Regions from separate parts of the Homo sapiens genome. Here regions 1, 2 and 3 are each linked to region 4. Evidence: chromatin contacts called from ENCODE Hi-C data. All regions are on one chromosome and are shown on one strand. Each heading gives the region's core, a stretch centred on a gene start or an enhancer-like site at or near the end of the contact. The rest is flanking DNA. Distances are from core to core; before and after follow the strand shown.

Region 1 (2,951 bases), core at 84-2,583, 1.6 Mb after region 4:
CTAAGGTTTAATTTACCACGTACTGTATATCTCGAGAGCTCTCATATGATTATTTGGGCTCAATTTTTCTCCTATGTCAGTAATTTTTTCTCCTAGACTAGTACAGATATCTTTATTGGAATTCCTTTTCACAGGTATTTTTAACTTAATATGGCATTCAATGCAAAACTCATCTTTTTAAAAAATTCGGTCCAACTTTTATACTTTCATCTTAATTAACAGTACCACTCGTGCTGAAGCCAGAAACCTAAGACTTTTCTTAGAACTAACTCTCTCCCTCATCCTTCTCAGGGCATAAGCCACTAAATCCTAACTTGTTTCTCAAAATGTTTTGTGAGTCAGAACTATGCCTATCACCATTTCTTCTTTGGATTGTTTCAACTGCCTCCTCCCTGGCCTGTCAGCCACCAGCGTTTCTGGAGAATACTCCAATTTATCCTCAGCGCATGCCACCATTAACTTTTCTTTACAAAGACGTGAATTCTCTGCTTAAAAACATTTGCTAACTTTCCATGGTCTATAAAAAATAAATCCAAATTCTTTGTCTTGCAAGGTTCTTAACTATTTTTCTGGCTTCATGTTTCTATGACATCATCTCCCACCTATTCTATACTTAGGCCATACTGAATTTCCCAATTTAGTACCTTTACCCACGTATAGGTCTGAGATTCTGAGTCCTAAGTCTGCTATTAACAAGCACTGCCCTGATACTACTGCAAATGGGTCTCCACACCACACTTTGAGAAACACCGCTGTGGAGCCCATCACAGGGACAGTGCCTTATTTATCCTTGCTGAGCTAATGAGCTCTTGCCCGAGTCCACAACTAATAAGCATGTAAAAGGCGGCAGAGCGCCGTGGCAAAGGAGCACAAGAGAGCCCACAGGAGAGGATGGGATCACAGCACGTAATGATGTCCTGACCTCTGATCCAAAATAAAAACGGCTGCAAGTGAGTAAAGAGTTTCAAACTCGGGTAGTGTGGGCAGTGGAAAAGTCAAACGAAGAGTCAAGAATGTGCTCTGACGCCTCTCCCCCGGGCCCGACCCTTACCGTGCAGCAAGTGCTCAGTCTCCCGCAGCTCCCGCTCCTTCTCGTTCAGCAGTTTGATCACCGCCAGCAACTCGGGCCTCCTGACCTTCAAATGGGCTTCAGACCCCGCCTGGCGCTCGAGGAAGGTCCGCAAGGGCCCGCCCCGGGTGAACAGCTCCTCCAGCGGCGGGCTACCGGAGCTCAGGGGCCGGCGGGCTGGGCCAACGGCCCGGCGGGGCCAGAGCCACCGGGCAGCGCCCCACAGAACCCGGGACCGCATCCTTAGTCCGAGATCGCGGACCCTGACCGGAACCGGAAGTTCCGGACACAGCAGCCCTCGCGACAACACCCAGAATTTGGAGATAAGGGTGAGAGCGCACCAAGCCCCGCCCAGCGCAAGCGTTGCTTTTTAAAGGATTTTCCGGAAGCCTTGGCGGGAACTTCCTGCCAAGCGTGAGAACGCTGCGAACTTCCCGGAGGCCAAAAGTTGAGGGGGCTGAGCGGAGCGTGATTGGGGAGGGGCGGGCCTGGGAGACCTTGGGCGCCTCCTCTGAAAGCCTCTTGGTAGGTATCCGGTTGATGGGTGACGTGTTTGGCCGGAAAGGGAGAGCAGCAGATTGCCCCTCTGTTTTCTGATAGTGAGGATTTCTTTCCCATGCACTGAGTCGGGGCCTCCAGAGCCGCAGTGCAGGGCAGTCGAGGGTCCGCTGCAGGGCGGAGGTCACAGCCGCGCAAGTCGTCAGTCTCCGGTGCAGGGCTGCCGCTGAGTCTTCAAGAGCGAGTTTTATTATGGACAGGCGTGTGTTTATTCCTCCTCCTTTTTTCCTGCTTATGTTTCTCTTGTCCACGGTGGGTGAGGTTCGTGGTAATAAGGACTTGATAAGTGTATTATGAGATAACCACTGAATGAATTTGCACAATAGACGTGCGTGCCCTTCATCTGCCGCGTCATTTACTTGCTTTCAAAGGACTTTATTATTCACCTGCCCATTCATTTTCACTTAGTCCCACTTATCGTCAGCTTTTTAAAGAGGTGGAGTGATTCCGTGTTACAGCAACCTACAGCCCAACAAAGCCTTCAGATATCTGCCTCCAGGAGTCCAACCCTCATCCCTTTCCAAAGAACTGGTAGCGGATAGGTGCCAGCAATACCGACATTTATTGGCACAATGCTTTGCACTTTTCAAAAGACCTGTTCACAGCTCAACGGAGAAATAAATATGAGGGAATAAACACAACCAAGACAGTCCTGGGAATGCAAGGGCTAAACGCTCAATCTGAGAACTGCCACTACCTAACTGGTTTGGGCAGCGTCTACTAAGTGGTATTTCACTGTTGAGAGAGGTGATATATTAGAAGTACGAAACTTCTAATTTATTCATAAAAAATAAAATGGTAAAAAATGGGAACCCTTATCAAGGTTAAAATATCCTTAGGTCATCTAATCGAAACTGTTAAGTATAAACATTCTTAGAAAATAACGTTTGCATTGCCTCTCTCTTTTCATCTCTTAGCACGATAACAAATGCAGAGTGAGTGGAAGAATGAAATGACTCTTCAAACATCAGGAAGCAAAAATAGTTTTTTGCTACTTAAAGGCTCCACCTAATTATCTCAGTTCTTTTCACTTTGTGTATTCAAGCTACACAACTTTATACAATCGTTCTGCTGTTGAAACCCATTTTATTTTAATCCTGATCTGAGGATAGAACAGGACTGATCAGGATGTTTTTATCTCTATTAGAACAATTGTTTCCCAAGTCTGAACTTAACTTTGAATTTATCTTAACCATGGAAATGGTGAGAATCACTTGAACTCAACATGGTATATCTCTCAGTTGAGTTCTCAGAACATAAGTCATTTCAACAATATATTTTATTATTTATAAAAGGTGAAACATTTTAATAATTAAAACCTTAT
Region 2 (3,202 bases), core at 230-2,729, 1.9 Mb before region 4:
CAGAGCAAGACTCCATCTCAAAAATAAAATAAAATAAAATAAAATAAAATAAAATAAAATAAAATAAAATAAAATAAAAAAGCTGTTTCTTAATTGCTGCTCTTTTTTCAGGGTCTCCTTCCATATTTGCATTTAACCATTCACAAGCCATCTCTGACACCTTTGGTGGGTGTAGGAGGCAGTGTTCAGTGGTGAGAGACAGGAAGGGAACCTGGACCCTGGCAGAGCTCTCAGTCGCCCTGGGAGCCCACTCCCCAGCACACAGACAGGAATGCACACACCAAAGGCATCCACTCATCTGCACGTTCCTTCACAGACTCAGTGCAATTCCTGAATATCTACTACAAGGCTCTGCACTGCATGCTAAGAAAAGACATCACCCCTGCTTCTTGGAGCTCTTTTTTTTTTATTTAAGAAATGGAGTCTCATTCTGTTACCCAGGCTGGAGTGCAATGGTACAATCATGGCTCACAGTAGCCTCAACCTCTCAGGCTCAAGCAGTCCTCCCACCTCAGCCTCCCAAGTCGCTGGGACTACAGGTATGCACTGCCACACCTGGCTAATTTTAAAAATTTGTTGTAGAGATGAGGTCTGGCTATGTTGCCCAGGCCGGTCTTGAACTCCTGGCCCCAGGTGATCCTCCCATGTTGGCCTCCCAAAGTGCTGAGATTACAGGCATGAGCCACTGCGCCTGGCCTTGGAGCTCATTTTTAAGATCTGTAGAGGGTTCTGTCTGCCAGGGCACTTTGCACGTTTTGCCTCATTTAATCATTACAAGAAGCCCTTGAGGAAGTGACCTTGTCCCCATTTTACCCTTGAGGAAACTGAAGCAAAACAATGTGTCCATCTCTCTGATCTAGGGGCAGCCCTCAAAGCCTGACCCCTTAGGCTGCAAAACTCTTCCTCCCTAGTCTCCCAAAGACCATTGATTCCCCCCAACTCCATCTATACCTCAGGATCCAGATGGCAGTTCTTTTGGAGGAATAGTAACCCACAGTTTAAATGCTCATGCTTAGAAAAGGCACCTCATGCCCTTATTAACCAACACTGTGAACCAGCTCATCAGGCAGCAAGCCGAGAGCCAGGCCCTGGGAAAAGGAGACAGGAGCTGGGAGTTTTGTTTTTGTTTTCTGTTTGTTTTTGAGACGGAGTTTTGTTCTTGTTGCCCAGACTGGAGTGCAATGGCGCAATCTCAGCTCACCACAACCTCCACCTCCCAGGTTCAAGCGATTCTCCTGCCTCAGCCTCCCGAGTAGCTGGGATTACAAGCATGCATCACCACACCCAGCTAATTTTGTATTTTTAGTAGAGACGGGGTTTCTCCACGTTGGTCAGGCTGGTCTCAAACTCCTGACCTCAGGTGATTCGCCTGCCTTGGCCTCCCAAAGTGCTAGGATTACAGGCATAAGCCACTGCACCCCACCAGAGATGGGAGTTTTGAATAACCAAAGGTACAAAGAGGAAGTGGGTTGGCACCCAAGGCAAATTTTGCCTGCCTGACAACTGTGCCTGGGGTAGCTGCAATCAGAGTGCCAGCCAGTTTCAGTAACTAGACAATCCAATTGTACACCACTGCATCTTTGACTATTGCCAAGTAGTTCCTGCAGAGGCTAGGGGCTCCCAAAGCAGTCACATATGGAGGAAGGTTGTGGCTATGGGCAGGAGGAAAGAGAGGAGCAATGATTCCTCAGGGGTCTGAGATGTGAAGGGAAGCTGCTCTTGCCACTCTGTTTCTTACTGGGGGTTCAATTGCAAACACTCTGACCCTTCTCACCAGGAGATCTCTCCCCAGCTCAAGGCAGGGGAAAGAGACCGTGAGCAGGGGCTGATCTGGGAGCTTTCGCCTTACAAGAAATGGGTGCAGACAGGCAGGAGCCCAAGGCTAACGTCAGACAGAACAGAGTCAGGGTCTCAGAAGCAGGTCTGACCCCCAGCCCGGTCATAAACCCCCACCATTCTCTTTCTTGCCTGCTGGGAACCCACTGAGGGGGGCATGATGAAAACTGAGAGGTATGATTTCAAGCCTGATCTCTCTCTTCCTTGGAGATCCCTTACTCCAGCACAAACCAGAGCCTGCAGAGTGTCCTGAGAGTGTAAAAATGTAAACAACAGCCAAAGCAAAAAGCCCTGTGCACTCCAAAATGAGGACACATTTACATGAAACCCTACTCTGGGGCAGTAAGAGGATGTGAAATTATCAGGTGCTTTCCCCCCAAGGTTGTACTTTGAATCCCGCCTTTTCTAGATTTGCCTACAGAATGTAAAACAGGCTGGGCACTTGTGAGTCTGCCCACCCTAGGCAAGAAAATGCTGCAACTCAGCCGGGAGCGATGGCTCAAGCCTGTAATCCCAGCACTTTGGGAGGCCGAGGCGGGTGGATCACTAAGTCAGGAGATCGAGACCATCCTGGCTAACACGGTGAAACCCCGTCTGTATTAAAAGTACAAAAAAATTAGCTGGACGTGGTGGCGGGCACCTGTAGTCCCAGCTACTTGGGAGGCTGAGGCAGGGGAATGGCGTGAACCCGGGAGGCGGAGCTTGCAGTGAGCCGAGATGGCGCCACTGCACTCCAGCCTGGGCGACAGAGCGAGACTCCATCTCAAAAAAAAAAAGAAAATGCTGCAACTGTTGGCTCGTGAGAATTCATGCTCTTCCCACACACCATGATGCCATTTTGAACACGCTTTCAATGAAAGCTGCCTTCTTTTTAAAAAGTTGCTGGACATTATTCTTAAAGCCAGGTATCTATGGACTCAGGTATTCAGCTGAATGACCCGAGCTGATGTCCCTCTCTTTCTCACGGAAACACACACACAGCCCTACCTTTAAGGTATGGAGACTGCACTGAGAAATCAGTCTTTGGGCTGCTAGTCCATGAGAGCTACTATTTGAGGCACATGTGGCACCCTGAGGGCATCCTGGGCACCAGCCCTGCAGAGGGTCCCTGTGAAGGGAGTGGGGCCTCACACCTGCCTGCAGCTGACAAGTCCAGGGCTTGTCAACTGCAGCCAGAGCCCGCCTCTGGGTCAGGGTCTCCTACCCTGTGGTCCTTTCCTAGGCCGGGGGAGAGCAGAAGGAATGGTAATGTCTGGGGGGAACATGGGGCATTGGAGAGAGCACTGAATCCAGAGCTGGCTCTTCTTGCTCTGTGACCTCAGGCAAGTTACTTACTCTCTCTGAACCTCTAAAGAAGAGAAATTCC
Region 3 (2,975 bases), core at 139-2,638, 1.7 Mb before region 4:
AGCCTGGCCAACATGGTGAAACCCCATCTCTACTAAAATACAAAAAATTTGCCGCGCGTAGTGGAGCGCGCCTGTAGTCACAGCTACTCAAGGAGGCTGAGGCAGGGGAATCGCTTGAACCCGGGAGGCGGAGGTTGCAGTGAGCCAAGATTGCGCCACTGCACTCCAGCCTGGCGACAGAGCAAGACTCCGTCTCAAAAAAAAAAAAAAAAAAAAAAAAAAGAACAAAACCCAGCTCTTTTGGAAAAGAAAATAGGGCTTTATACTGAGACATTTAAGCCCGTAAAAACATTTCAAGAATCTGTCTTAACATCTACTAAGGTGATTATCATTGTGATTACGTGACAAAGATCTACTGCACCCATTCTAAAACATCGGGAATGTTTTCAGCAATAACTAGAGGTCTAATTTCAAAGAGGAAGACGTAAATTAGTGCTTTCAAGAGAAAAGAGCATCACTGTGCTGTTGGAAGTTAGTAACTAATATAAAAGCGGCCCTTCGCGGTTTTAACAGGAAACTATTTTTGATTAAATAAGAGCTTGAGATTATCCACTGTAAGGCACTTCAGGATCTACGTTTATCTCTAACTTTGTCATCACATTTGTATGAAACAACTGTTTCGAGGGAAAACTTTTCTAAAAGGTACCAACTCTAAACCAAAAGGCCCACAGGCCTTCCAGAGGACGCCGGGCTCTAGAATAAATAAGAAATAACATCCCCAACAATATCACTCGAACCTAACAAATTTTAAGAAAAGAAGTTGCCTCCCAATGTCATGGCCATCGGGATTTTTACCTGTGAGGGTTTCGGGGTGGGGGGCGTGAGCGGGTTCTGGAGAGAACCAGTCGAAAAATCGAAGAACTAAAAACTCGGCTGGTGACTTCGCTAACGACACAGATCAAAAGATGGGATCGACAGGAGCCCCCGAAAAGTCCTCCGCCTGACAGGATTCCTCAGGTAGGGGGACTGTCACCTAAGCCAAGTTATCGTGGACAACAGCAAGGACCTAGGACCTCAGCTCAGGCACAGGCAGGCTCACGGAGGGTTGCGCGGCGGGTTCTCGCTGTGGGCCCCCCGAGTCCCTCACCAGCCCGGCCCTGGAAAATCGGGGGTCCCCAGAGCACCGCCAGAGTGAAAACTCACCTGCGGCGGCCCAAGCTCCTCGGGAAACCGCCCAACGCCAGGCACAGGGGATTGGCGGAGTGGAGATCCCGGCAGCGAGGAAGGAGGGCCTGACCCAGTCCAGCCCACTTTGCTCTCCGCTCACGGCCCCAGTACTGCCCAGTTCAATCGTCAACACCACCTGCCGGCGCGGCTCCTGCTCGCCGAGAATTTGAAGACAAACCCGCCAGGGTCACTTCCGGTGCCGGGGACGACCTCGGCGACTCTGGCGCACGCGGGGCGTCGCCCCGGGAGCGAGGTCGCTGGGCGGGAGCGGCGGAAGAGGGTGTGGCCGGGCCCGGGGCCGCGCGTGCGCATTCTTGCACCGCCTCCTCCCGGCGGACGCAGCGGAGACCAGGGATAGTATAGACCTTGGTGTAGATGGTATTATGGTACTACCTCGCGCGCCTCTGTACCTTGTTCAGGTGCTTGCTCACTTTCCCTCCCACTTGATTTTCACCACACTCACACACACACCGAGGTCAGGTGTCTATTTTAGAGGTGAATGTCCAGGATCAAGCAATTCGTTTATGACAAATCCTGTTTTAGAACCTAGTATTCAGAATTCCCCAGCTGGGCTCCATGTCATGACATAACAATAGGGAGGAGGTAAACAAAGATTCTCGGACACACTGCTAGTGGGATTTTATTTTCTTGATTTTTTAATCACCGTTTTAATATGACCAGACAAGGAAAATGATGCTATTTCATGACTTACAGATATGTACTGCACAGGGCTTCCTCCAGTCTCAATCTCCACCCTCTGCCATCACTTGAGGCAGAATAGGGCACTTCTCACACATTCCTTTAAAAACGCAAGGTAATTAAGTTTCTAACATTAAAGCATCCCGACTGGGCACAGTGGCTCATCCCTGTAATCCCAGCACTTTGGGAGGCTGAGGCGGGAGAATAGCTTGAGCCGGGAGTTCAAGACCAGCCTGGGCAATATAGTGAGACCCCCCGTCTCTACAAAAAGTACAAAAATTGGCTGGACATGGTGGCGCACGCCTGTAGTCACAACTACTCAGGAGGCTGACACAAGAGGATCACTTGAGCCCAGGAGTTGGAGGCTGCAGTGGGCCATGATGGCGCCATTGCACTCCAGTCTGGGAGACAAAGTGAGGCCCTATCTCTAAAAAAATAAAAGCACCCCAGTCATCTAACATAGACATGTAGAAGCAATTCAGGGGAAATACATCCATTCAGTCAACAAATGTTTACTCAGCAACTACTATGTGTGAGACAGTGTTGGCACTGGGTATACAGTGGTCACGAAATAGAATGTTTCATGGGGCTTAAAGTCTTGTAACGTCTCAACTGAGTGGAAAATGATAGTTTCACTGTAGTAAATATGAACTCTATTGTAATAGGGAACAGGAAACTATATTTAGTATATATTTTTGGAATCAAAACCAATTCAGGGAGGTACAGATTAATTACCCTAATTCAACCTTCATCCTTTATGTGAGTTCAAAGGTATGCTAATTTATAAAGCCAATTTACAGTTAAAAAACTTCTCAAAGGCCACAAAATTAATACATATTGTATGATTCCATTGATAAGAAATTCTAGGCCAGGCACGGTGGCTCATACCTGTAATCCCAGCACTTTGGGAGGCCGAGACGGGTGGGTCACTTGAGGTCAAGGCGTTTGAGACCAGCCTGGCCAACATGGTGAAACCCCGTCTCTACTAAAAATACAAATATTAGCTGGGTCTGGTGGCGCACACCTGTAATCTCAGCTACTTGGGTGGCTGAGGCACGAGAATCGCTTGAACCCAGGAGGCAGAGGCTGCAGTGAGCCAAGATCGCGCC
Region 4 (3,152 bases), core at 375-2,874:
TTAAACAAGAAGGGTTTAGAGGTTTCGCTACACCGAGAAAACGACGCCGGCCCCGGGAAGCAGCCTCCCCGCCTTGGAGTCCGGTTGGGGCGTGAGGGCCGCGCGGGTCCCACGCCCCAAGGCTAAGCAGCCGAAAGCACAGCGCGCTCGGGGCCAAACCGGGCTGTATCGCAGGCGCAGATGGCGCGTCGGGCGGAAGCTGGAGGCCGCCGGCTCAACACGCTCCGTACCCGGGACTGGGGCCCGGCCTGCAGCCTCAGCGAGCAGGCGACAAGGGCGGCGCCACAGAGGCCGACGCGTCCCCCGCCCGCCTGAGCGCGCCGCAACAGCCACCTCGTCCCACCCGCCCCGGGGCGGGGCCGGGGGCGCGGCGCCGGGGCCCTCTGGCCCCCTCCGGTCTCGCCGGCCCCGCCCCCTCCCTGTCCCCGTCCCCGAGGGGCTGAGGGGGAGGGAGGGGCGACGCACTCCGGCCGCGTTGCACGCTCGCCGCTTCCCTCAGTCCCGCGTGCGCGCGCGCGCTCGCCCCAAGTCCCGCGGAGTTTAACACAATGCCGACGCCTACGCCGTGCGCAACGCCCCGGCCGGCGCAACAGCCCCGGCGCCGGGGGCGGGGGTGGCCCAGACAGGGAGAGAGGGAGAGGGATGAGCGCGCGCGAGAGCCGGAGACAGCGCGAGACCCGAGGAGGCCGGAAGCGCGCGTGCGCGCCCCCGCCCGCGAGCGGGAGGCGGAGCCGCAGCAGTAGCGGCAGCAGCTGTAGGAGCCGCTGCAGCTGGGAGAAGCGCCAGAGAGGCCGGGCCTGCTCCGGTCGGACCGGATCCCTCCCCTCCCCCTCCCTCCTCCCTCCCCTCCCCCAAACCCACTTCCGCAGCTCGCGGCCTTGCCGCCGAAGCAGCAGCGGCGGCAGCAGCAGGAGGCGGCGGCGAGGCGTCGGAAGGATTACGCACCTGACGGGCCCGCCTCTGAGGGCTCCAGCGCGGGACGCTCACCGGCCGCCGCCGCCCAGGGCGCACTTCGCGGTGGCGGCGGGAAGGGAGGGACCGGCCACGGGGAACCGAACGCGAATCGCCCCCCTCCCCTTCCTCCCTCCCACCCTCCCTCCGATCCGCCGCCCGCCCTCTCGGCTTCCGTCCCCTCCCCCTCCCACAAAACCCCGGATGGAGGCGCCGCCGACTCGCCGCCGCCTGGCTCCGGGGGATGGTTTTGTCAAGCGGCCAGAGCCCCGGCGCCAGGCGCAGCCGCCGCCGCCCCCGCGAGGCGCCCCTGCCCTCGCTTCCCAGAACCGGGTCCCCGAGTGGCCCGGGCCTTCCGCCTGCCTGCACCCGTAGCCCTGGTACGAGGGTCATTCGTCGTCTTTGTTGCCACCGCCTCTGCCGGAACCGTTTGCGAGCTCCGGTGGCCCCCGCCCCCCCACCGCCTTCCCGGACCCTGGGCTGGGGGTGGCACGTGGGCACCGGCCCCGGGAGGCGGAGGCGGTGCGCGCTTACCTGTCGCCGGTGCTGCTGCGGCGGGGGGTGTGGAGGAGGCGCCTCTGGGCAGCCTCGGCCGTGCTGTCCTCCCCGCCGCCGCCGCCTCTGCCTCTCGCTGCTGCTGCTGCTGCTGCCGCCGCGGTCGGTGTCTCCGGCGCGGCGGCGGCGGCGGCGGCGGGGCTTTTCCTGTCCGGTTACGTTAAGGTCACATGACCGAGAGAGCGGAGAGACTAGTGCAAAGAGGCTGCGAGCGGCTCCCGCCGGGGGGGAGAGGCGGCGAGAGAGCAGTGGCGGCAAGAGCCCCCTCCGCCCCCCCCCCAGCCGCTCCCCTCCCCCCGCCCGCCTCCGCCTCCTGCTGCTCTGCCGCCGCCGCCGCCGCCTGCAGCACTCCACTGCCGCTCCCACCCAGGCTCCGCGCTCTGCTCCAGCCAAACTTCTGCAGACCATGTGCAGCCGAGGCGAGGAAACTTCTCTCCACCTATTGGGGCTGGAGGCCTGAGTCACAAGCCCCTTGTTTACATAAAGTGTTTAGGTAGCACAAGTCCTTGAGATGCTCGGGGTAGAGATGGAGAGCCACTGCTCGTATCCTTCTGCCGGCTTCTGCTTGAGATCTCTTGGCCTTTACCCTTGTCCCTTGACTTTTCGTGTTTGTTTTAATCTTTAAGACTTGAAATGGAGTGGCCTTTAGAACCGGGGAGATACTGTAAACCAGCAGTATCTTTGTGTCACCAATGGTAACTGAAAGTCATGCTGAAGTACAGATTCCTGTAGCGTGCACAGAGGCAGAGGTGCTTCCTTTACCTTGCAGATGAGTTGAGCGGCGTAAGATGTTTCTGTTAGGGTTGAATTTCATGGTTATTTCAGCAACGATTTTCGTTTTTGAAGTTTTGGCCCCCCCAAAAATGAAAGTCTGCAACGCATGTTTGTTAAGAGAACAGTTTATTCTCCTGTTAGGTTTTGGTCTTTGAGGTATGGATTCCAGAGTTGGCTATTCTGTTAGATTTAGAGGTGTGGAAAATCTTTTAACGGGGAGATCCTGAAACACGGAAACATGGCAGGGAAGTTAGAATTTCCTGATGGTCATTTTTAACATTTTAAAGTTTACTTTTTGGTTGTTGCCATTTTTCTAGAATCCGTGTCTTTTTTGGGGAAATACAGTCCTTTGAGGACTAGAATTTAATGATTTCTTTACACATCTAGGATTTTTTGAGATTTAGAAAGGATATGGCTTTATTCCTAAGGAAGTGGAGGCAGCAGTTTCTAGGATACTCTGGTTTCAAGGCATGCTAACTTGGTTGTGATGTCTAACCCATTTTGGTTTACACAGTCTGACCACTAGCACAATGCCTGGCACATAGTTTACAAATCATTTAAGGCAAGCTTACCATCTTAAGACAATTTAATACATAGAAGTGTCCCTCCTAAAAATCTGAGTTTGATTTAGAAATCCAGTTATACCTGCAGGTACTGATGACTAATTCCTTCTTTGAAGACAAAATAAGCAGCTGTGTAGCTTCAGTGGCTCTCAAATGGATAATAGATTCAGTGTATACTCGCTTTGAACTTTCCTGTTTTTTGATCAGCTAGATAAATGACTTTAGTGGGTAAATGTCTGCCTCCAAAACCAAATTCTGACCCTGATCTAAGTATTCTACTGCACCGCTGTCACTGGAATATCAAAGTTG

What was found. Hi-C counts contacts between places; a loop is a spot of excess contacts on that map. Pooled maps may share reads with other maps.
Region 1: a map of B cell shows a loop between it and region 4 (17-fold over the local background). The contact joins the promoter of MTRF1L here to the promoter of ZBTB2 in region 4. A Hi-C loop is called at or near these places in 4 of 168 maps with a recorded cell type or tissue (B cell, K562 and naive thymus-derived CD4-positive, alpha-beta T cell), 2 of 37 single-sample maps with no recorded cell type and 12 of 50 pooled maps.
Region 2: a map with no recorded cell type shows a loop between it and region 4 (8-fold over the local background). The contact joins the enhancer-like site here to the promoter of ZBTB2 in region 4. A Hi-C loop is called at or near these places in 4 of 37 single-sample maps with no recorded cell type and 2 of 50 pooled maps.
Region 3: a map of gastrocnemius medialis shows a loop between it and region 4 (7-fold over the local background). The contact joins the promoter of KATNA1 here to the promoter of ZBTB2 in region 4. A Hi-C loop is called at or near these places in 2 of 168 maps with a recorded cell type or tissue (gastrocnemius medialis and naive thymus-derived CD4-positive, alpha-beta T cell), 1 of 37 single-sample maps with no recorded cell type and 12 of 50 pooled maps.

What each region holds. Positions count from the first base shown.
Region 1 is chr6:153,001,376-153,004,326 of GRCh38, forward strand. It overlaps MTRF1L (mitochondrial translation release factor 1 like), which reads right to left and starts at 1,334. Exons shown (of 7, transcript NM_019041.7): 1 at 1,052-1,334. The coding sequence starts at 1,310. RefSeq lists silencers at 1,082-1,141, 1,152-1,261 and enhancers at 1,491-2,491, 1,582-1,691.
Region 2 is chr6:149,466,857-149,470,058 of GRCh38, forward strand. The region is part of intron 2 of ZC3H12D (zinc finger CCCH-type containing 12D); the gene reads right to left. Among named protein-coding and RNA genes, the nearest start is that of ZC3H12D, 17 kb to the right of the region's middle. Within about 2 kb of position 1,480, at least 4 of the 41 ENCODE cell types and tissues checked have a DNase peak (open chromatin) inside an H3K27ac peak, as active enhancers do.
Region 3 is chr6:149,647,326-149,650,300 of GRCh38, forward strand. KATNA1 (katanin catalytic subunit A1) reads right to left here and starts at 1,389. Exons shown (of 11, transcript NM_007044.4): 1 at 1,144-1,389. RefSeq lists an enhancer at 1,189-1,268 and a silencer at 1,339-1,608.
Region 4 is chr6:151,389,935-151,393,086 of GRCh38, forward strand. It overlaps ZBTB2 (zinc finger and BTB domain containing 2), which reads right to left and starts at 1,625. Exons shown (of 3, transcript NM_020861.3): 1 at 1,486-1,625. LOC124901232 (translation initiation factor IF-2-like) reads left to right here. Exons shown (of 3, transcript XM_047419613.1): 2 at 20-538; 3 at 771-3,152. The coding sequence ends at 1,670. RefSeq lists silencers at 187-1,116, 1,197-1,586, 1,597-1,656 and an enhancer at 1,638-2,510.